Linked DNA regions of Homo sapiens: region 2 is linked to region 1. A link is an interaction called in ENCODE POLR2A ChIA-PET data of the cell type or tissue named here. Cell type or tissue: HepG2. All regions are shown on one strand.

The links. Peaks named below come from ENCODE experiments on the same cell type or tissue, not always from the same donor. Only the 100,000 strongest peaks of a DNase experiment are listed, where the experiment ranks them.
Region 2: POLR2A ChIA-PET joins it to region 1 with 5 read pairs; 2 of 35 experiments call an interaction of 5 or more read pairs at or near these places.

What each region holds. Positions count from the first base shown.
Region 1 is chr20:33,825,121-33,827,620 of GRCh38, forward strand. The region is part of intron 1 of CHMP4B (charged multivesicular body protein 4B); the gene reads left to right. Among named protein-coding and RNA genes, the nearest start is that of CHMP4B, 15 kb to the left of the region's middle. In HepG2, no CTCF peak of the experiment used is centred here; DNase peaks (open chromatin) are centred at 361, 631 and 1,501.
Region 2 is chr20:33,415,177-33,417,676 of GRCh38, forward strand. The region is part of intron 3 of SNTA1 (syntrophin alpha 1); the gene reads right to left. Among named protein-coding and RNA genes, the nearest start is that of CDK5RAP1, 15 kb to the left of the region's middle. In HepG2, a CTCF peak has its summit at 1,007; a DNase peak (open chromatin) is centred at 1,005.

The DNA.
Region 1 (2,500 bases):
TCTGATCAACCCATAGTCCCTAGTCTTTTCAGGTTGAAGAAACCTTTTCTAATTTCAAAAAATATCAAGAATGGGTGTATGATAATAGTTGTACTTTTAATACCCGTTAATTGAGAAGATCAGATATTAATTCCCTTCAACCGATATTCACTATATACCCACCGTCTTTCTTCCCTAGGATTGTGTCTGCGTAAATGGTAGATGGTCACATGGTAGTTGTTTTTATTATTGTGTGATATATTCATCATTTAGTGCACAGGCAGGGCACAGTTGGGCACATTCACAGAGCGCTGGAGTGACCACTGTGAACCCTATGAGCTCACAGTCCATAGGTTGGGAACTGATTGACACATTATACCAGGAGACTTGAGAGAACAGCAGGTCTGAAACTCTGGGCTTTTCCTGAAACCATGAGCTGTCTTCACACTTGAGATGGAAATCTCCACACTCTGGAAATAAAAAGCCAACAGGCTACCCAGAGTGCTCAGTGCTGCTCTCTCAACAGCTATACACTAGGGCATTTGTGATAAAAGAAGAGGTATTTGGCTGGAAACAAGCTTTAAGTTTCTAGCATTAGTTGGTAAATGGTGCATGGGTCTAAGGGGAGTATAAAATAATGGCCTTGAACTTGGGAATCTGTGTTTGCAGAACCTCTCATCTCAAAGCACTGAGCTTCTCTGACAAGAACCATTGTTCTTATTTCAGAGGTAAGAGGCAGAGAGGCCAAGCCCACACAAAGGGTCTCTGAAAAAGAGCCAGCTCCTTCCAGGTTTAGGAGCTTGGACCCCTGCTTGGCATCCTAGGGTGGAGCTGTTTGGTTTTATCAGGTGATGGTGGGAAAAGGAAAAAAGGTTGTTAAGTTCCACCCAGTTTGGCAAATATTTTGAGTGTTTACTGTGAGAGACTCAATTTGAAGGGATGGTGTGGGTCATAGTTCTTACCCTCCAGGAACTCCCTGTCTGGTGAGGGCTGTAGAGAAAGACAGTGCATAACTCTCCGTAAAATAAGGCACGCCTACCATTGGTATTCAGTCAAAGTATGGTAGGAGAAGGAAGGAGGAAGAAGTGAATTCCAGCTGGGAGACTCTAGGGTAGCACCAGGGGGATGGCAGGGATTCTGAGCTGGGACTTGATGAATGGGATTTGGGAAGGAGGAGGCTGGTAGGACCATTCGAGGCCGAGGAGACTGTGGGACCCAAGGTACAGAGATTAGCATATGCTGTGTTTGTATGTGGGAGGGTTGAGGGGTTATGGGGTATAGATGAGGGGTAGTGGTGGCTCAGGTGGGGTGAGAGTATGGGTTGCGGCCTCCCTGAGGGGCCCTGGATGCCAAGCTGAGGAATCTGTGTTAGTTTGAATTTAGCGAGACACATACCAAATGGATACTTTCTGTCTCTAGAGAGCAGTTTGCTGGGACCAGCAGCTATCTCCCTACAGCACCCAGGTGAAGCTTCCCATTGGTTAGGTTGTCTGTCCATTACTGCTTGAGGGAATGAGGTGTATCTGGGGACTGTTCCCTTATAAGGAAGTCCATCGGTCACTACCCTTTCTCTTGTTTGTTCTCCCAATTCCCCTTCTGCTTTATTTGAAGTCCAGCCATTCTGGGCAGCTTGGTAGAGGCAGAACAGCAATTTTTCTGTTTTCAGAGTATCTCAGGTTGCATGTCAAAGGTAAGCAGGCAAATCCTCTTTGCTTAAAGTAGCTTGACCCAGCCTCATTTATTAATCAGGTCCTTGGCTAATATTGTGCATTTCACTCCCAGCTGGCTAGCTGGCTAACTCAGTTAGTTGTGATCTTTGGGATTGTTTAATCTTCCTTTCATGTTTATCTTTGGTTTAAGAGAAAGCTAGTTATTCTTTTTGGTTGATGACAGTGACCTGTATTTCTGAGGCCATACATTTCAAGTTCAGCCCAGACTTGATCTACTATCCCATTCCCAAAACTCTGAGAATGAACTCTTACTCTCCTCCCCCTTTCCTGAGCTCCTGGCCTCCTGTTAGCTGTCCTACCCCTGGGTGCCCCCTCCATCACCCAGATTGGTCTGGCAGACCCCTAAGACTTTGAGACGCTGCACAGTAGTTCAGACTCTGTCACTGTATGTCTTTGGACAAGTAAGGGCCTTCCTACCTCTGGGCCTTTGTTTTGTCAACAACAAAATGGGAAGATGGATTAAATGAGTGCTGAGATTTCTCTGCTGTAACATTCTGTTAGTCAACAAGTGCCACATTACAGTAACCTTACCTTCAGACAGCCAGGTGTTGCTCCAAGCAGTTTCACTGCATAAAAAGATGGAGTAGCTCAGCCTTCATCTTATCTGTTAATAGCTTAGGTACCTGCCTGCTTATTGTAAAAGTCGAGGTCAGCCACAGGCTGTTTTGTAGAAGGTACTGGACATTTTTCTGTTTTGATTCCTTGGATCAGAGGCCAGAACTGAATAATGGTTTTTAGCTGCTCCCCTGATCCTGCATCCAGGCAAGCAGCGCAGATGCTGGAAGGCATCT
Region 2 (2,500 bases), 410 kb before region 1:
ATCTATACTCATACATGCAAATGCTCTCATATATACATACAAGCACTTGCATTTACATGTCATCTACACGTGCGCACACTTAGAAACATATACACACGTTTCAGGTAATGTCTGGGATCAGGCTGGGAATCTAAGGTTCTATGAGTCTCTAGAAGGACTAATACTACTTCACCTTCACACTCACAGAAGGCCCTTCCGGGCCGGGCATGGTGGCTCACCCCTGTAATCCCAGCACTTTGGGAGCCCAAGGTGGGTGGATCTTGAGGTCAGGAGTTTGAGATCAGCCTGGCCAATGTGGTGAAACCCTGTCTCTAGTAAAAATACAGCCGGGCGCGGTGGCTCATGCCTGTAATCCTAGCACTTTGGGAGGCCGAGGCAGGCAGAATGCCTGAGCTCAAGAGTTCAAGACCAGCCTGGGCAACATGGTGAACCCCCGTCTCTGCTAAAATACAAAAAAAAAAAAAATTAGTCAGGCATGGCGGCGTGCACCTGTAGTCCCAGCTACTCAGGAGGCTGAGGCAGGAGAATTGCCTGAACCTAGGAGGCGGAGGTTGCAGTGAGCTGAGATTGTACCACTGCACTCCATCCAGCCTGGCAACAGAGAAGACTCTGTCCCAAAAAAAAAAAAAATACAAAAATTAGTCTATTAAAAATACAGGCGATGGCTCATGCCTGTAATCCTAGCACTTCAGGAGGCCAAGGTGGGCGGATCACCTGAGGTCAGGAGTTCCAAACCAGCCTGACCAACATGGTGAAACCCCATCTCTAATAAAAATACAAAATTAGCTGGGCATGTTGGCAGGTGCCTGTAATCCCAGCTACTCAGAAGTCTGAGGCAGGAGAATCGCTTGAACCCGGGAGAAGGGGACCGCAGTGAGCCAAGATTACACCACTGCACTCCAGCCTGGGCAACAGAGCGATACTCCGTCTCAAAAACAAAAACAAAGGCTCTTTTTTAGAGCATCGGCAAGTGACCTGTGAATCACCAGTTTTTGCCTCATGGGGGCAGGCAAGAGGTGTGGCATCGAGTGAGACCAAGAGATTTGGATGCTGGACGTTAACCAGCCCTCCCAGCCAATGTTGGGCATTTGCTTGGCATTGAACCTAGGCTGTCACTAGGACCCACAGCCCAAGCTTGTAATGCATATAGCAGTTAAGCATCACCTCCAACAATGCATATCCCACTTGACCAAATATGCTCCATTTAGCCACCACCATCACTCAGGTATCTTGCACCTTCCAAAGCAGAAAGGACTACCAGGATTGAGGCAAGTGCCACCCTTTCTGGTTGTGTGATCTCAAGTAGGTTACTTCCCCTCTCTGTCCTCATCTATAAAATGGAGGTGAGCCGGGAACGATGGCTCATGCCTGTAATCCCAGCACTTTGGGAGGCCGAGGCAGGCAGATCACCTGAGGTCAGCAGTGCGAAACCAGCGTGGCCAACATGGTGGAACCCCATCTCTACAAAAAATACAAAAGTTAGGCAGGGCACAGTTGCTTACACCTATAATCCCAGCACTTTGGGAGGCTGAGGCGGGGGAATCACCTGAGGTCAGGAGTTCGTGACCAGCCTGACCAACATGGAGAATCCCGTCTCTACTAAAAATACAAATAATTAGCCAGGCATGGTGGCAGGCGCCCGTAATCCCAGCTACTTGGGAGGCTGAGGGAGGAGAATTGCTTGAACCTGGAAGGCAGAGGTTTCAGTGAGCCAAGATCATGCCATTGCACTCCAACCTGGGCAACAGAGTGAGACTCTGTCAAAAAAAAAAAAAAAAAAAAAAAAGTTAGCCAGGTGTGGTGGTGGGCGCCTGTAGTCCCAGCTACTTAGGAGGCTAAGGCAGGAGAATCACTTGAACCCAGGAGGCAGAAATTGCAGTGAGCCAAGATCTTTGCACCACTGCACTCCAGCCTGGGCGACAGAGCAAAACTCTGGCTCAAAAATAATAATAAAATAAAATAAAATGGAGGTGAAATAATAGGACTTTGCCCATTGGGCCTCTGTGAGAGCTAAATAATATTGCACAGGGAAAGCACTCAACACAGTGCTGGGTACACAGTAAACACTCAGTAAATGTTAGGTGGTTTCAGTATTATCAATGAACTGTTAAAGGCTGCTCAGATGTGAAGGATGTAACCTTCCATGGCCCTGATAAAAAGGTTACCAGACATCTCAGAGCTCCAGCAGAGTGGGAAGAGACGAGAGGATCAGTGAGTCCAACAACCTCATCTCACAATGGAGAATCTAAAGGTCAGTGAGGAAAAGGGCCTAGTTCAAAGAGGACCAGGACTGGAACGCAGGGTTCTTCCTCAGACCAAGTTCATCCCCAGATGTGAGCTGCCCAGAGGAAGAAGTGAGAAGCAAAGCACACCATCATCTCCATGGCTTCACTCAGGCTTCCAGTCAATCTATTTTTTAAGCACCTACTATGTCCTGGCATTGTGCTGGTCATTCGTACAACACAGAGGTGTCTTTCCATTGGTCCCACCACCTGACGCC